2 separate regions of the Mus musculus genome follow, and region 1 is linked to region 2. Evidence: chromatin loops called from intact Hi-C (ENCODE). Cell type or tissue: heart. All regions are shown on one strand. Links, peaks and the distances in the headings refer to the core of each region. The heading gives the core; the rest is flanking DNA.

Evidence for each region. A loop is a pair of places that touch in the nucleus more often than their neighbours do. Peaks named below come from ENCODE experiments on the same cell type or tissue, not always from the same donor. Only the 100,000 strongest peaks of a DNase experiment are listed, where the experiment ranks them.
Region 1: a loop joins it to region 2, with 2.2 times the contacts of the local background. A loop is called at or near these places in 4 of 42 quality-filtered maps.

What each region holds. Positions count from the first base shown.
Region 1 is chr16:97,530,838-97,540,362 of GRCm38, forward strand. It overlaps the pseudogene Mx2. Among named protein-coding and RNA genes, the nearest start is that of Fam3b, 31 kb to the left of the region's middle. In heart, for the core only: no CTCF peak of the experiment used is centred there; DNase peaks (open chromatin) are centred at 3,804, 4,304, 5,174 and 5,454; H3K4me3 peaks cover 1,623 bases; H3K27ac peaks cover 3,206 bases.
Region 2 is chr16:97,457,332-97,466,856 of GRCm38, forward strand. It overlaps the pseudogene Mx1. Among named protein-coding and RNA genes, the nearest start is that of Fam3b, 43 kb to the right of the region's middle. In heart, for the core only: no CTCF peak of the experiment used is centred there; a DNase peak (open chromatin) is centred at 5,640; H3K27me3 peaks cover 941 bases.

The sequences.
Region 1 (9,525 bases), core at 950-8,949, 74 kb after region 2:
GGGGCCATGCCTAACCTCTGGATATGGTCTTGACAGGTTCTCCATCCTCTTTGTAGGGTATTTCAGCTCATGTCATCCCCGTGGAGTTCTGGGAGGCTCTTGCTTTCCTGGCATCTGGGACTTTCTGGTTGCTACCCCCAGTTCCCCATCCCCTATTGCTACACACCTCTGTTCAATTTCCTGACTCTCCGTACATCTCCTCCATACCTGATTCCCTCCCTCTTTTTCCCCTTCCCTCCTCACTTCCTCCCAAGTCCCTCCCACCCTCTACTTCCCTTGATTATATTGTTCCCCCTTCTAAGTAGGACTGAAGTAGGGACTGGTCGGTTGATATTGTTGTTCTTCCTGTGGGCTTGCAATCCCCTTCAAAGCCTTCAGTCCTTTCTCTAACTCCTCTATTAGGTGCCCTGCACTCAATCCAATGGCTGCTGGATGCAGCAGGCCACTAAGGACCAAGGTTGGGGGTACAGAGCAGAAAGTGGCTGCTATAGACTTGAGCACCCAGCTGGTTGGGCCAGGTCAAGGTCCAGACAAACACTTTGGGAAAGAATACTCTTCCCTGGAGTGTTACAGTTCGATGAGATAGGCACTCTCAGATGATCTTTGGTGAAATAACTCATGCACTTTATTGCTTGTGAATAGGATCTTATAAACATCTTGGAGTGGGTTGGGATCTAGAGACAGATGCTTTCCATTGGCTTGGTCTGAGAGGTTAGGTGCTTCATCTGCACATGGAAGGACTTCAGGTCCTATGTGACTGATTGTCACAGTCCTCTCAATGGGGCACCTTGGTCATGTGTTCCAAGACAGGAACCTGGTTGGGAGTGGATTTAAGTGCGTACTATTCTCAATTATGAGAATTTCTGGGGCTCATGAATCTGCTCGACCTAACCAGTTTTTCTGTCTGGTGGTACAGTCCAGTGCCCCACAGTTCTCTCATAATCTGCATCCTAGATGGCTTCAAAGCAGCTAGCTCTACGGTCCAGCCTCACAAACTGCTCCAATGTGCCTGCACTTCCCTAACCTGAGAAGGTCCCAGAAAGCCTGGTCAGCAAGTGAAACAGCTTACTCTTCCTAGCCTTGGCCAGCAATCCAGCTTTCTTGGGTCCCTAACAAAGGCACATGAAAGTCAGCAGCAAGTAGTCATAGAAAAGATTACACCTTCTCTTATCATTTATTTATTATTAATAGGAGGCTGGGATGTTAGAGGTGCCCACTAACATGGTCTTAGTTTAGGTTTCTATTGCTATGAAGAGACACCATGACTAAGGTAATTCCTATAAGGGATGACATTTAATTGGGATTGGCTTACAGTTTCAGAGGTTATCATCCTGGCAGGAAGCATGTCAGCATCCAGATAGACATAGTGCAGGAGAATGAGCTGAGAGTTCTACATCTTGGTCCAAAGGCAGCCAGGAGGGGAATCTCTTCCAGGCAGCTAGAAGGAGAGCCTCAAAGCCTATCCCCACAGTAACATACTTCCTCCAACAAGGCCACACCTACTCCAACAAGGCCACACCTCCTCCTAACAGTGCCACTCCCAGGGCCAAGCATATTCAAACCACCACACACATCAAAACAGATGCTGGCTGCCAGGTTCTCCCAGCACCCCTAAGTTTCACCTGTTACAGGGTCCTCTTGGCTGGCATATCCCAGCCCCTATCCTGAACTCTTCAGTCCAGGGCTGGCCTTTCCTCCCCTTCAGGCTCCTTGGCCGCTATATAACTCAGTTATTTTGACTATTCCAGTTTCTTGGCCCAGGCTACCCTTCTCAGTTGGTGGCTCTTCTCCCCTTGTTCCTGCCCCTTTTCTCACATGCCCAGGCTCAGGGTCACATTCACTCTGGACTCTCCCAGATGTCTATGCCTCTAACTGTTCTCTCCCTTTTCTGTACAATAAGCTTTCTCTTCTATCATACCCAGAAGCAGTCATGTCTTTCCTTTTCTTTTTCTTTTTCTTTTTTCTTTCTTTCTTTTTTTTTCCATTAAAGGGGAAGATGGCATTTGTGTTTTAGGGGAAGGAGAAGGGGGGCACTGCCACAATGATACGTCTCAGCTTACACTGGAAATACTGTCCTGGTGAGTCCAAAGTGCCCAGTTTTGTGGACCATGCTTCCACTTTATGGAGTAGGTTTACTGTTATTTTATTTTTTTTCAAAGCCTTCTCTGAAAGGTTGCTTCTTAAATGCTCCAATCTACCTTCTAGCCCACCATCCATCAGAGATGGTGGAAAAGAAAGGATACAGGGAGGTGGACATGTTTAGAAATGGTTCTTTGGAGAAAATCCTATCTGCACTGTCAGAAAGTCAGTAGTTCAATTCACAGGAATCAGCAGCAGCAGCTCTATCCACTTGTAAACACTTCACAAAAATATCAGCAATCTAGTTCAGTAGTGTTGGGATAGCAGCAGCAGTGGTCTGACCTAGCAGAGACAGCCAAGCCTCAGCCAAATCGGCATGAGTCAGTAGCAGGGACTCCCTCCAAACATCATGTGTCCTCCACAGGTGTTGCCTCAGCATGTGAGTCTGACTTAGCAAAACTCCATGTGAGTCTTAGCTGTAAATCACTCTGCCAATCAGCTTGAGTTTGCAGAAGTGGCAAGAAGCCATAGCATATACCATGGCCAAGGCAACTTGTTTTTTGGTGCATTTCTCTCTGTGGAGTTCCAACAAATGGAGCTCAACAATGCAATGTAAGGGGGACCAATGTCACTAGTGAAGAATCCTTTATTACATGTCCTTTCACACGCTTGCTTTAGCAAGACATTCTTTCACCTGTGTCTCCTTAATGTTCCTTCACTTGTTTGCCCCAGCAAAACACCATCCAACACAACTGACTTTTCAAAGAACCCTTAAGTCTCCACTTCAGTTGACATTTGGGCAAAGTATCTGAAAATTACACACACCCCTTTGCTGGTGTTTTAGTTACTTTTCTATCGTTGTAATAAAACACCATGGCCAAGGCAACTTGTAGAAGGAAGGGTTTATTTGGACTTACGGTTTTAGAAGGATAAGAGTCCAGCCTGAGAGGGTAGAGGCCGAAAGCTGGACCAGCAAGTACGCTGAAAGCTTACATCATGAGCTACAAGCACAAAGCAGAATGAACTAGAAATAACATGAGTCATCAAACTCTCAAAGCCTGCCCCAGTGACACATTTCCTTCAGCAAGATCACACCTCCTAAATTATCCAAACAGTGCATGTTCAGTTTGAGCCCAGTTTACCCCCTCCCTACCCCCCATGATCCAGTAAACTCCGTTCCTCCTTCTCTCTCCAGCCCTACCTGTCCACTCAGAAAGCCTCCAATCAAAGAAAAGTCACCAAAAGCCCAGTTCTGCATTCCTGATAGCTATTGTGACCCCCCCCCCCACCGAAGTTGCTAGCCACCCAGATCCCCACCTTATGTGGCCATACCTGGGCACAAACCCAGTCTGTAGCAGACACGTCTTTTTCCTCTTGCTGAGAGCCATTCCCAAATAAACCTGCCCTTTTAAATTTTTAATTTGGCTCGAATTGGCTTATTTCATCCGTGGTGGAGGAAACCTATTAGTGCCGTCAACCGGGCGGGGGTTCCAAGTGTTCAAATGTCCAAGACTATAGGGGACATCTCATCTAAACCACCACAGTGATGACCTGCCTACCTGCTGTGTATTTGGTAAGCATCTCCAGCTGTGTATTTGGTAAGTAGAAAAGATGATTGGGAGAAGCAGGACCTGGTGGTTACCACACCTTCCCTTTCTGTCAGGAAACTGGATGTGAGCTCTGGCTATGGGCTGTCTCCTCCCCCCTCCCCCATCCCTGGCACAGTGCTCTTGTTCCACTACCCTTCCACCCATCCTCTAATACAAATGCAGAGCACACTCTGCATGCATCTGTGCCCTGTCTGCTCTGTCCTCAAGCTTTTCTTCAGTTCAAACACTGCAGAGGCAAGGATAGAACATATGCAGTGCAGGTCGGGGTTTACTCTGCAATTCTTTCAGTCCTAGACACCAGCAAAACTGTGCAGGCTGCTGCAGCATGGCAGCCAGAGTGCAGAATTACTGGCAGCCTTAGGCAGGTGCTTGTCCTACCATCTCCAAGGCCACCGATCCCAGGCAGCCCAGTTCTTTCCCCTGTCTCACACACTCTTCTAGGCCTCTTCCTCTCAGCACTGCTCACTGATAACACCTCTTGCCCCTTCTCCGGGAGCTGTCACTTCCCTGAGGTCACCAGCCCCAGGGATTCCAGCTTCCCTCCAGCTTCCCTCTGGGCTTCTGCCCAGAATCAGGCAGGCACAGGCTGAATTAAGTTCCCCAAGAACCAGAGAAATGAAAGTGAAACTAAGTAGGAGCTGAGCTGAGAAAGGCAACAGGGAGAGAGGGAGAGGGAGGGAGTAGGAGGGAAAGGAGCTAAACAAATCAGAGCACTGGGTGTCATCGTCTGAGGTCACTGAACCTGCCTTTCCCATCATAATGATTTCTAGGGCCAAAGAACATTGTATGCCAGGAACCATGCTTGATCCCACTCCTGTGAGCCACCGGCACGGACCAGGTGCTAGCCACCAAATCTGCCCTCACCCTTGGGGCTGAGGTCAAGACCCTGTGACATGGTCTACTCTAAGAGGACCCTGGTTCCCAGGGCAGGCAGCCCAGGGAAAGGGCTTCAGCAAGCAAGTCTAAGGGCTCTGAGGACAGACACTGACTTCCCTGAGCTGGGGGATGTTCTCTGCAGAGCAGGGCTCTCCTCTGGAGAGAAGGGCAAGGTGCAGCAGGCCCCAGAAGGCCAGCACTTCTCATCCTCACCAGCCCTGCAGCAGCAGTGTGCTCAGACCTCTAAACCTGTAGTCACAAGGGACCCAGAAGGGCTGGCAGGACTCCTCAGTGATTCCTGGTATGGTTTGTCTCTGACCCTTCCTAGTGCAGCTGGAAGAATCCAGTGAAAAGAGAAAGTTAGTCTAGGTTGTGTTCAATTGAGAGGAAGTCAGGCTGAAGGCTCAGCACAGAGCTGGGGAGGGGGATGGTCCTGGGAAAGCAGGCAGCCCTCTAAACTGGTGTCCATACTGCACGTGTCTTGGTGGGCTGAGCCTACAATATCAATTTCCCAACCTCAGGACCCAGCCAAGGCCCCCTTAGGGTGAGTTTCCTTTCTGAGCTCCATTCATGTGTGGTGGGGGTGGGCAGAAAGCTCAGGCTTTTTCTCTAAGTTTCAATTCTCCTCTGGAAGGGGCGGAGCCAGCACTATTTAAAGAGGTCTGAGCCCTGGCAGCTGCACACTCTGTCTCCAAGCCGGGAGGGGTGAGTATTGCACAGGATTCTGTGGAGGGATAGAGGATACCTTCTAAGGCTTCTTTGTAGACACTGGTAAGTACAGCAGGGCATTTGTTGGTGCTGTAACAATAATGGGGACAGTGACAGTTTGTGTGTGGTGTGGGAGGACAGCAAGCTCAGGCAATCTCTCTAAGTTTCCATTCTCCCTGGGAAGGGGTGGAGCCAGCACTGTTTATAGACACTGGAGCCCAGAAAGCCAAGCACTCTGTCACTAAGCAGGAGACTGGTGAGTATCACCCAGGCCTAGAGGACACCCCATAGCTCAGGGCAAGGATGCCTCTGGATTCCTTGTGGATCCTGGGGGGTGGGGTGGGTACTGTGGGACATTTCTCAGTTCTATTAAAATAAGGGGGTCAGTGTCAGCACAGGTTGTTGCGATTATAAAAAGATAAAAAGATATTAAGATTTGTTCTATGAGGGTGTGATGAGATGTGGGGAAAGGGCATATCCCGGCAGGCCCATGCCAAGGCATCCCTTCCCCCTGAAGGACCAGCCACAGGACAGTAGAGTATAGAATATAGTTTATTCAGGACATGGGGAGGGGAGTTAAGAGGGTAGAGGAGGCAGAGAAAGGCAGAGAGAGGAAAAGAGTAGAGAAGTAGAAGCTGGCCATGACCACATGGAGAGAGGGGGAAAGGAAATGGGGACAGACTGGGAGTAAGAGGGCAAGAGGCAAAGGAGAGAAGCTGGAGTAAGAGAGAGAGAGGAGGGGGCAAGCAGCCCCTTTTGTAGTGGGCCAGGCCTACCTGGCTGTTGCCAGGTAACTGTGGGGAGGAGCACTGACTGACTGGGGAGGCTGCTGACTGTTAACTGTGGGGTTGGAGTTTAGACAGAATACTGGTGGAGCTTCTGGGCTAGACACAGTGCTCCACCCAGCTGCTGATTGTGGGAGCAGTCTGAAATAGCTCCCCAAACCGCAATTATCTCTGCTAGGAGGCAACAGGAGAGGATGGGGTCCCAGGGCCTCCTGGATCTGGGGCTAAGGCCTAGTAGATAAGAAGTTCCAGATTCCCTGCTGTCTGGGCCAGGAGTCCATGAGAAATCAGATGGAGGTCTCTTGTTAAGAGGAAGCCAGGTGACCCAGGGGCAGGCTTTGAAGTGCAGACAGCCTGCTTTGGGAACCCTGCTGGAAAGACTGACAGAGGATCTGTGTAGAGAAAAGCATCTGTCCAGGGACTTCCTGGTCCCTAGATAGGACATGCTCTGGGTGGTCTGAAGACCTACCTCTGCTCAGAGTGCAGGTGTCCCTCAGACCTTCCATTCTCAAAGGCTCAACTGCAGGGGACATGGAGGACAGGAACCCTGGAGAAGAAAGGGCTTTTGAGCCTCTCTGTGGTCACTTTAACACCCTGATGGACCTGGGAAGGCTCCCACTCTTGGCATTTTAGAGTTGCTCTGGACAGGCATGGTTAGGGGTTCTGACAGTGAAAGGAGCTGGATTCTGCTCCCATGTTCTTGTTTCCAACTGGGCTGAGGATATATCCCCAACAGGGAGCCCTGCCACAGGGATCTTTTTTAGTATAACTGATAGGTGGCATATAGTGTCCACACAAATGTCCACTACATGCTGTAGAGTAGAAGCAAGCCAGCCATCCCGAGGACAGAAGGAATAGGCACAGGTCTGCCTTTGTAGGAATGCTTAGACCCCGCACACCTGTTTACTTGTGTGTGCCTGACCATGACCTTCAGGTGAGGCATGAACCTGCAAGAAATGTGGTCGTCTCTGTGCGATGTGTTCTGCAGTGGGAAAGAGTCAAGAAGTGGGGAGACAGGAGGCAAGGGTGTCCTGCAGGTCCACTGAAAATTAGGGTTGATCCAGTGTTGGGAGTAGCTTCTACTTGACAGGGCCAAGATCTGGATGGGCTGATGAAGTCACCTCAGGTTGACCGGACAGCTGGCTATCCAGGACACTGAATGTGCAGAAAAAGCTGTGACCTTTCAGGTTTCTCTGCGCCAAAGATACACCAAGTCTCAAAAGCGACTCAGGAGAATTGTACATGCTTGTGATTTGCAAACAGAACACAGGGTTTAGATCCCAGAGAAGGAAACAATGGAACAGACACCTAAGTCTTGGTCACTAGGAATCTTTGGTCATGGGACACAGGCTGGGAGCAGTGATGTCCCTTGATTGTGCAGCAAGACTAATCAAGACAGCCATGGACTAATAGATAAGGCTCAACTGAAGTAAAGGGGTGTTCACTCTGGAGCCTGGGTCCCCTTTAATATATGGTCTTTCCAAAGCTGTGTCTGAAGGATTTTTTTAGACTAACAGACTCCATGAGTGCCTTTAGAATTACTCTCCTTTCATGATCCCCTCCCACATGAGAAACAAACACCCGCCTTTCCAGAAGGACCCTGGGATGGGATGGGAAGGAGAGAGTGGAGGTTGTAATGTTGGTATCTTTGTTGTAAATCCTAGCCAAGGTCCAGAAAATTGTATTCCAGACCTTTTAATTTATAATATTCATTTCCCACAGAGTACCCAACTGAGAGAAGAAATAAAAGATGGTTCTTAGCACAGAAGAAAACACAGGCGTTGATTCAGTCAACTTACCCAGTGGAGAGACTGGCCTAGGAGAGAAAGACCAGGTATGACCCATGTCCATCTGAGGACTGCTCCTTTATGTCATACCCACTGGAGATGGAGAATGCATCCTGGGGTAGGATGCAGATGTGCCTACTGTTATCTTTGCTTGGGCCAAGGCAAGACCAGTGGCCCTCTTGTGCCCTTCACTGAATGTGTCCAGGATTTTATCTTGCTCTGGGAAAGGTAGTATTATTAGGGACTGGCAGGGCCCTGGACAGTGCAATGTTGTCCCCTGTCCATGCCATGGGTGTGTCTCCAGCTACAACCCTTGTTAGGACTCACTGAGACATTACCTCCTGGGAGAAGCCACTTGGTGTCTGTTTTCCTAGAGCTGGGATGCAGTTTTGCTTTGCTTTGAATCAAACCTGATCTCTAGAAGGAGACCCCCTCCCCAGCATAGTCCCAGTCTGACCCAGTCAGCTATCTGACCTTGGGAGTGTCTACCTCCCTTTAGCACTGGGTTTTCTGTTTCCACAGTGGGATCGGCAACATGGCTGTTGAGAGGAGTCAGTACAGCTGATGTTGGTACTCAGAACTGTGTTGTCATTTCCTGTTAGAGACACTGGGATGCCTGGCTGCCTGGCTATGTAGAGCTCAACACTTTTAAAATCAGTATTAACAACAGGGTCAAAGGTCAAAGGCAATGAGAAGGATCAGTGTCTCTCCCTAGATTTGTTTGCATTTCCTTCCTGCCAGGCTACAACCCTCAGAGTGAGGGGCACAAGAAACTCGCACTCAATACATTGGTCAGCTTTTTATTGGTGTGACCAAGTTCCTGACAAAAATCAACTTATAAAGAGGAAAGGTTATTTGGGTTACAGTTTTGGAGATTACATCCCATGCCCATTAGATGCCATTGTTCTACAAAGCTGATATCTAATGGCTGGGAAAGAAAAGAGAGGTAGAAGAGGAAGGCTTGGAGTCCAGGTTCATTTCAAAGCCATGATGCCTATAGATAGTACCCTCCCAGCTGCCCCCAGCTATTCCAATCCATCACCTCCCAAGAACAACCAGTTGGGGACCAAACCTTCACCAGGAGGTCTTTGGGGGATGTTTCAGATCTAAACTCATATACACTCACACTCGCATGCTTTGGGAGCGGCTATCTATGGTTACTTAGCACAATCTCTAGACAGATAGGTAATGAGTTTTTGATTTGGGTGTTTTCAGGCCCACAGTAGCAGCACAGTCTCCTCTTGTAAGAGTCCTAGGGTGGGAGCCACTTGATTTCACAGGCACAGGTATGCTCTGTTAGAGGAGCAAGTGAGACTCTTATACCTCTTGGGGGCAGAGCTGTTGTTAGCAACAAAGCCCTAAAGGACCTGGTGCTGCGGTACTGGGAGCAAGGCCCGGAGTGTAGGGGTACTGTTGTTAAAAATCCTTTCCTAGGGGAGACAACAACATATGCCCCTCCTTCTAAGGTCCTAAGGACAAGCCAAGGTGCAGTTCAACCAGCATTCATAAAGGAACCAATGCATTAATTAGGCTTCCCTGCAGAGCAATGGGTAAGGGTTTACAACATGAATGTGAGTGGTCTTAAAGCAACCACAGTGGAAGGTCTGCACCCAGTGGGGATGATGGCTCCCCAAGGCTATGTAGAGGAAGTCCCCTCCCCTCATTACTCCTCACATGTAT
Region 2 (9,525 bases), core at 858-8,857:
GCTTCCAGCACAGAGCTCTTCCCAGAACTCTGGTCCCCAATGACAGCGATGGCAGGCAGGGCCAGGTCCTGCTCCACACCCAGAGCCCTCAGGGTGTCGATGAGGTCAATACAGGGCCGCACCTTCTCCTCATAGTGCCTGCACAGATTATTCACAGAATCCTAGATGAGGGGAAAGCAAGAGTGAGGTCATGCTCCACTGGAAATGCTCCAGCAATAACCACTGAGTTCATTCCCTTGATAGGGCACTTAAAGAGAGACCACTATCCCTACAAAACACGACACAGATGAGAGAACAGAGAGTTGGTGTACTGGCTGGTTTTGTGTGTCAACTTGACACTGAAAGAAAATAAAACTTGAGACCTGTGATTCATGTAATTTATGTCAAATAGCCCAAAGAGTTTTTTGTGAGCTTTGAAACCTGGAGCTGAGAACATAGCAGAACAGGCCAGACATGCCCAGGCAGGCCAGTCATTAAGACATTCCTGAGGCTGCTTAGCCATAAAGATAAAGAGAATGACATGCCAGACTGGCCCGGTGCCTCCCTATCTCCCGCCCTTCTGACCTAAGTTAAATGTTAACAGTCTGCTGATGTTTAAATGAACCAATCATATGAAACTGCGCCAATTCCTCCCCCAGCCCCTTTTCTATAAAAACCCCTAGCTTCCAAGCCTCGTGGTCGAATCCACTGTCTCCTGTGTGAGATATGTTTCGACCCGGAGCTCTGCCGTTAAACTACCTCGTGTTTTTACATCAAGGCGTTCTATTCTGTTCGTGATTCTTGGGTGCACGCCGAATCGGGAGTTGAGTGGGGGTTTCCCCACTAGGTTCTTTCAACACAAGCTGGAGTTATCACAGAGAAAGGAGCTTCAGTTGAGGAAATGCCTCCACGAGATCCAGTTGTAAGGCATTTTCTCAATTAGTGATTAAGGGGGGAGGTCCCCTTGTGGATGGTACCATCCCTGGGCTGGTAGTCTTGGTTCTATAAGAAAGCAAGCTGAGCAAGCCAGGAGAAGCAAGCCAGTAAATAGCATCCCTCCATAGCCTCTGCATCAGCTCCTGCTTCCTGGCCTGCTTCAGTTTCAGTCCTGACTTCCTTTGGTGATGAACAGCAATGTGGAAGTATAAGCTGAGTAAACCCTTTCCTCCCCAACTTGCTTCTTGGTCATGATGTTTGTGCAGGAATAGAAACCCTAAGACAGTTGGAGAGTTTAGTAACAAAGCCAAAATGTGACAGCCAGTTTGGGATCCAAACTATTGCCTACTCTTAATTTTTCCTCTCTGTGCTGCTTTCATGAAATTACACATATAATGATTAAATATACACAGTTTTTTTCAGATATACAAACCCAAACAAATTCAGCCCCAGCACACCAGCACTGCAGGAACTGTGAAAGGCATTCTGTGTGCAAAGGGAAAATGACATGAGAAAAATCCTGAATTCATACAGTACACTGAATACCACACGTGGTGACTGCTTTAGTTTTTTTTTTTTTATGAATTTACCATCCTTAAGTGATACCTAAACACAAACAACAGCAATGCATTGTGGGGGTTTGACCATGACAGATAGAAGCTGACAACACATGGAATCATATTGCTATTAATTATACCTCCTACACATTAAGTGGTATTGTGTCATTTAGAGGTTCTATATCCCTATCAAGTTAAAGACGTACAGTATAAACACCAAAAAAGCAAACAGTCAACAGAGAGCATGAACTGCATTCACAAAATATAGTGTTTAAGTAGGGTGGTGGTGTCAGTGGTGGCACATACCTTTAATCCCAGCCACAGCACTTGAGAGGCAGAGGCAGGTAGATCTCTCTGGGATTAAGGCCACCCTGGTCTACAGAGCGAATTTCAGGGCATCCAGGGCTACACAGTATCAAAAAACAAGCAAACAAACTAACTAACTAACTATAGATAGATAGATAGATAGATAGATAGATAGATAGATAGATAGATAGATAGATACATACATACATACATACATACATACATAAATCTTGTTTAATCAAAAAGGTAAAGAATATCAGGAAAAGGGGGAAATAGAAACTTAACACAGAAAGCAGGCAACACTGTGTTCTCAACCAACAACAGCACATCATTTTAAATATAAATGGCTTAAATTCTGCTCCTACAGGTAAAATGTTTCTGAAAGAACCACAAAGAGGGAGGATGGCAGCATCTAGTCCTAAGATGTTGAAAAACTGCAGCAAGAGAGTATGGTATTTCACAAAAAAGAACAGGCCATTAATGGAGCAGACTACATCGCCCTGAAAGTCCCCACATGAAACGGGTATAGACAAGGTGCAAAGGCAATATGAAGGAAGTAAAGACTTTCTGTTGGGCAAAACTGTTGTATACTTAAGAGAAAAAGAATCACACCTCTAAGTCATAAAAATGAATTCATGACCAATCACAGACTTTAGTGGAAAAGTCATAAAACTGTCTTATTTATTACTGCAATGATAAAACACCAACCAAAAGCAACTTGGAGATGAAGGGGGTTACTGAAGCTTACAACTCTCAGATCATGTTCTATCACTAAGTCAGGGCAGGAACTCAAGACAGAAACCTTGAGGTAGAAACTGAAGCAGAGGCCGTGTTGAAGTTCTGCTTACTTGTTCACCTGCTTTCTTACAGAACCCTGGACCACTAGCCCAAAGGGTTGCACTGCCCACAGAGAGCTGGGCTCTCCCACATCAGTCATCAGTCAAAAAAGTTCACCACAAGCTTGCCACAGGCCTCTGATGGGGCATTTTCTCAATTGAATTCAGTCTTCTCAGATGATTCTAGTTTGTGTCAAGTTGACTTCAAATTAGCTAGCACAGCCCTGCTTTCATAGATCCAAGGCAAAATTAATAAAAGAACTTATCAATAAATACAACTTCATGATAATTAAACACTTGCTCGAAAAAAATTCAAAGAGAAGCCACAGTCAAAGAGTAAATATTTATAAAACATCTATCTGAGCAAAGATTTGTACCTGAATATATAATAAGCATTCAACATTCAACAATAAAGAAAATTTATCACATGGCTTCTCCAGGGAGGGAATATCACAATAAGAACTCACAGGGAAGGCTGGAGAGTGAACCATGCAAGGAAGGAATAATATATCACACCCAGGACTCTGCCAGTCCCTAGTAACCCCCTAGTTTCCAAGACCATGATGGCAACTAACAACATTCAGTGAAGGAGAAAGATGGGCTGTTGTTCTCACCTTGGCCCAAGCAAAGTAAGCAGCTGACCAAGATCTCCATCTTGCCTCAGAAACTCAAGAAAGCCACTCCATCAGAGAAGGAACAGTCTTTATTCCTCTCTAGCATTCCACATGCACTCATAACTGTAGGCCCCACCCTCTTCTCAGGTGGACACAGCTCATATCCTGTAGAGAGTGACTTTAAATAGCAGCTCACCATTGTCTGGCTCTCCTCAGAGGTATCAGGATGTTTACTTGGTATCCAGTGACTGGATGAAGAAATCAGCTCTTTCCTTCTGACGTTCTTAAGAACTCATCTTTGTATGTTTTCCAGGAGGATTCCAGTTGGATATAACAGGTTTGATTCAGAAGAATCTGGAAGCCTTGCCACTGGGGTCAGGCACTTGACTAAGAAACATATGGGAGACACCAATATCTGAAACTGCCTCACCTTCTCTGTCCATCCCAGGGGTCTGTGCTTCCTGCAGTACCCATCATTCCCTCTTCTAGAAGAGGAGGATGCATTCTGTGTATGCATTGGGAGGGTGATCACAAAAGAGGAGTGATTCTAAAGCCACTCACAGAGTCTGTCACTCTAGAAATTTCCTTCAGACACAACTCTTACCTCCCCTGCCTTTGAAATGCCTCCTATTTCCAGAAGATCTCAGGCTCTAGAATGAAGACTCCTTTGACCCTCATCTGTTGTCCCATGGCTGCTTTAGTTGGTCTTATGACACCATTAGGTCCCCAGGGCTTGTGACCCATGACAAAGGGTTACATGTGGCCAGTCTACAACACGATTTGGGGGCATCTTGTTTGTTTTTGATTCTCTGCTGTGAAGCACTGGGTTCTGTCTGCAAACTACAAGTGTGTGCAACTCTGATGAGTCACCTCTGAGACATAATGGATCCCATAGGCAAAGCAACCTCAAGGGTCATACCTACTTCTGCCTACTCAGTGCCCAGGAAGCCAGCTACACTTTCAATCTAAAGTGAGCTTCTCTAGCCATCTAGATCTTGTTCCAATCAAGGGGAAGAGACCCTGGCTTCAGCACGACACCATTTGTGGTGAACACACAGGGCCTGCATTTCTGCAGCTTCTCCTAATTCTTTCCCTCTGCAGATCTCATTGCACAGAGACCATCAGGGCACCCCCACAGCATTTCATGCAGGTCTCTGCCTCATTTAAAGGTCAGGGTCCAGCACATCACAAGCATGCTGGGTTCTAGACATCCTGCTCAGGCAGGCTTGTGCCAATTCCTGCTGTACTTGGAGGTGGTTTGCTATGCTTCCACTCTACAGTAGACAGTGGGCATTTGCCAATGGTACTCTTGTGCCATATACCATCTATTCTGGACAAAGCTCCCCCTGGCAGGACTCCTCTGTTGGGAATAAATCCTTAGCACAGTGAGAAACAGAACCAGCATGAGGGTAGAATCCAGTTCCTTTCACTGTCAGGACCCCTAAACACCCACTACCATGCCTGTCCAGAATCTGAGATGCTAAGAGTGGGAGCCTTCCCAGGTCCATCAGGGTGTTAAAGTGGCCACAGAGAGGCTCAAAAGCCACTTTCCTCTCCAGGGTTCCTGCCCTCCATGGCCCCTGCAGTTGAGCCTTTGAGAATGGAAGGTCTGAGGGACACCTGCACTCTGAGCAGAGGTAGGTCTTCAGACCACCCAGAGCATGTCCTGTCTAGGGACCAGGAAGTCCCTGGACAGATGCATTTCTCTACACAGATCCTCTGCCAGCCTTCCCAGCAGGGTCCCCAAAGCAGGCTCCTGTCTGCACTTCAAAGCCTGCTCCTGGGTCACCTGGCTTCCCTTAACAAGAGATCTCCATCTGATTTCTCATGGACACCTGGAACTTCTTATCTACTAGGCCTTAGCCCCAGATCCAGGAGGCCCTGGAACCCCATCCTCTCCTGTTGCCTCCTAGCAGAGATAATTGCGGTTTGGGGAGCAATTTCAGACTGCCCCCACAATCAGCAGCTGGGTGGAGCACTGTGTCTAGCCTAGAAGCTCCACCTGTGCTGACAATGACCCCTTTATTTTAATAGCACCCAGAAATGTCCCACAGTGCCCTCCCCCCAGGATCCACAAGGAATCCAGAGGCATCCTTGCCCTGAGCTATGGGGTGTCCTCTAGGCCTGGGTGATACTCACCAGTCTCCTGCTTAGTGACAGAGTGCTTGGCTTTCTGGGCTCCAGTGTCTTTAAACAGTGCTGGCTTCACTCCTTCCCAGGGAGAATCAAAGCTTAAAGAGATTGCCTGAGTTCACCCATGTCTACAAAGAACCCTTAGAAGGTATCCTCTATCCCTGCACAGAATCCTGTGCAATACTCACCACTCCAGGCTTGAAGAGAGAGTGTGCAGCTGCCAGGGCTCAGACCTCTTTAAATAGTGCTGGCTCCACCCCTTCCAGAGGAGAATTGAAACCGTGAAAAAGCCTGAGCTTGCTGTGCCCACACCCCCACCACATATGAAAGGAGCTCAGAAACGAAACTCACCCTGAGGGGCCTTGGCTTGGTACTGAGGTTGGGAAATCGATATTGTAGGCTCAGCCCACCAAGACACATGCAGTATGGACACCAGTTCAGATGGCTGCCTGCTTTCCCAGGACCCTTCCAGCTCTGTGCTGAGCCTTCAGCCTGACCTCCTCTCAGTTGAACACAACCTAGACTAACTTTCTCTTTTCACTGGATTCTTCCAGCTACACTAGGAAGGGTCAGAGACAAACCATACCAGAATCACTGAGGAGCCCTGCCAGCCCTTCTGGGTCCCTTGTGACTACAGGTTTAGAGGTCTGAGCACACTGCTACTGCAGGGCTGGTGGGGGTGAGAAGTGCTGGCCTTCTGGGGCCTGCTGCACCTTGCCCTTCTCTCCAGAGGAGAGCCCTGCTCTGCAGAGAACATCCCCCAGCTCAGGGAAGTCAGTGTCTGTCCTCCTCAGAGCCCTTAGACTTGCTTGCTGCAGCCCTTTCCCTGGGCTGCCTGACCTGGGAACTGGCGGGACAGACACCAGGCTGCTCTTCTGACCCTGTCATGCGGTCTTGACCTCTGCCCTAAGGTTGTCTGTGCCCAGCGCTGTTGTGCCTAGGCTGCTGGTTCTGGTGTAGAACCAAGCATGGTTTCTGTGGCTCAAGAAGGCTTGGAGAATGGGGAAGGCAGACTCAGTGACCTCCACATCTCCAAGTACTGAGCTAAGCCCTTCTCTTCTCCTCCATCCTCTTCTTCCACTCCCTTTTGCATTTCCCAGTCACCTCAGACTCTGGTTTCCGTTTCATTTCTCTTTGGCTCTTAGAAATTCAATTCAGTGTTATGCTGAGAAATAGAATATCATGCAGGACTCAGGCCAAAAAAAAAGAGTCGGGGAAATAGATCCAGGATCAGAGGGTAGTAGTTTAGAAAGGTAATAGTAATACCTGGAGTGAGGGACAAATGAGTGACCAGAGAGCAGGGCTGGGAGGAGACTCTGGAAAGGATGTGTTGAGGAAAAGGAACCCTGGATATAGGGAAAGAACTGGGCTGGACTGGGATCAGTGGGTGATAGACTTGGGGTTGACAGAGTGAGGACCTTGCATGCTCACTGACATCCTAGAGAAGCCTACAAGCTGTTTTACTGACACCTAGCTTGAAAGAACTGCAGAGCAGCCCCAGCCTCCACCTTGGAAGCTCGGTCTTAGTCTGTGCTGAGGTGACATGCTGCAAGGAGATCTGACTTAAACCCCAGGGTAAGAGACCAGGATACACAGGCCACAGAGAAAAGATGGGGCCCAAGCCCTGGCTACTGGTATCACCCTGAGGTAGGCTGGGATTTTGGTTCTGAGAGCCAGTAGAGATGGGTCTTACATATGGTGCCCACTCTGGCCAGTCTGCTTGCTCTTCAGAGCTCCTAACCTGTTTTTCCTTCCTTTCTTTCTGCTTCTCCTATGAGGACCATTCTGTTTTCCATGTCTTGGATGCTGCATCTGAAAACAGGTGCCACTTCAGTCCCCAGCATAGCCAGCACCACCACCTGTCCTGCCTTCCTTCCAAAGTGAGGCCTCAGGTGCTTAAAAGGGATTCTGGGGGTCAGTGATATGACTCAGCAAGTAAAGACATTTGCTACACCAGCCCTGCCAACCTAAGTATGGCCCCCGAGGCCACATGGTGGAAGGACAAAGCAGTATCCCAAAGTCTTCTCTCACACATGCCCCTTGTCTATCTCTAGACACAGGACAAAGAGGGTCCTTTAGCTAGTGACTGCCAAGCACAAGAGACTGGAAAACAGCACCAGGTGGGGCAGTGAGGGTGAATTAAGATGCCTATCCCTCAATTCCTCATCCTCCTCCTTGGGTCAGGGTCTCACAGTATAGCTCAGGCTGACCTGAAATTCCCATTGTAGAACAGGCCGGCCTCAAACTCACTGCAATCTTCCTGTCTCAGCTTCCTAGTTAGCTCACTCTCTGCCTCATGATCATAGATGAAGGCATGAGCTCTCAACTGTTCTTTTACTCTACCATCATGGCCTGAAACTATGTCAAGTTAAACACTTTCTTTTATACATTGCCTTGGTCAAGGTGTGTTGCCACAGCAATAGAAAAGAAGCCAAGATACTAGCTAAGACTATGTCCCAGACTGGGAACTGAATCTCCAGCTCTCTCTATGTGCACTGGGCCATGCTGACTACAAAGGTACATGGTTCCCTGCAACCAGGAACTGCCAAAATGAAGATAACCCAAACCTTCAGAAAGGGGAATGGATGTGATTGTCTCCATGGCAGCAGCCACCTTTAAGGCCACCTGTCCTTGGGCAGATCTACAACTGGCTGGCAAACAATCCCAGCAATATACATCTATGGGGTCTTGGACACATCTCACCTCTACGTCATCTTCATTTGCTTGAATTCCAGTGTCATATGCACAGTGCCTCTTGACATCTGCACAACAGCAGATGGTAAACACTGAAGTGGAAACTTACGGGTTCTTTGGAAAGTCAATTGTGTTGGATGGTGTTTTGCTGGAGCAAACACATGAAGGAGTGTTTTCCTGAAGGAGTCATAAGTGAAAGACTGAGGCAGACTCATGAAATGTTTCGCTGAAGCAGACACAGGAAAGAGGATGCTCTGCTAAAGCAAGCACTCAAAAGGACACATGATGAAGGATTCTTTGCTAACAACATGCAAGTATTGGTCCACCTTGCATTACATAGTTGAGCTCCATTTGGCAGGACTCTGTGGATTTGGGCTGATTAGATGCATAAGACGTGTGCTGAGGCAAGGACACATGATGTTTGGAGGGTATAAATAGGGCCTGGTGACATGATTGGAGACAGAGCTAGGTTTGCTTATAGAGCTAGCTGTGCAACGCTTGTGGGTCTTGCTTCTTCGCCGATATTTGCTTCCCTGAGAGGGGCACAGTGAAGAACTTCTCCTGGAGTCCATTCCTGGTCCCTCCTGCTGACTCAAGTCAAGGCTGAGGCCTGGCTATCTCTGCTAGGTTGTGCCACCACTGCTGATTCATGTTTGCTATCCTGACTCTATCAAACTGGACAGCTGATGAAGTGTTTTTGGGTGGATGGAGCTGCCACTGCTTGCTAACCTGTGAACTGAACTGCTGATTTTCAGACAACACAGATGGGAGTTGCTCCAGGGAACCTTTCTAGGTCAACTTCCCAGTATCCTTTTTTGTTTTTAAAACAAAGTTTTATTAGATATTTTCTTCATTTACATTCCAAGCCAGTATCCTTTCTTTCTCACTACCTCTAGTGAGTGGTGGGCTAAAAGGGCTGACAGCAACAAAGCTGTCATGAATCAGCCTGTCCTGGGTTGACTCCCAGAGAGAACTCAGCAGCCTCTGGGGCTCTGTCCCAATGTGCTGAGTGACCAGATGTGCAGGGCCGCTGCCCAGCTGCCTGACTCTTCCCAGCTCCAGTTGTTTATCATTTATTATCCATAGCAGCATTTTGTATTTGTGTAAACACTTTGTTTTATTTTGAGACAGTCTTCTTGTGTACCTTGAACTCACAGCAATCCCTGCCTCTATTTCCCAAGTACTGGAATTACAGGTGTGCATTTCAGTGCACAGCTATAAACACTATTTTAAAGCGATTTCACACAGAGATAAAATGTAGCAGAAAGTACAGAACTGTATATGCCATTTCTTCATCCAAGTGCCCACTCCTGTCCTCAGCAGAGAACCTTTAGCTAGCTCAGTGGTAAACCTATAACAGCACACTGTCACCTAGTGGTCACAATTGACGTTTCTACATCACAGTCTGCTCTCAGCTTTGAACAAATACATGATGACAAAGACCATCATTATAGTGGACACCATCACTGC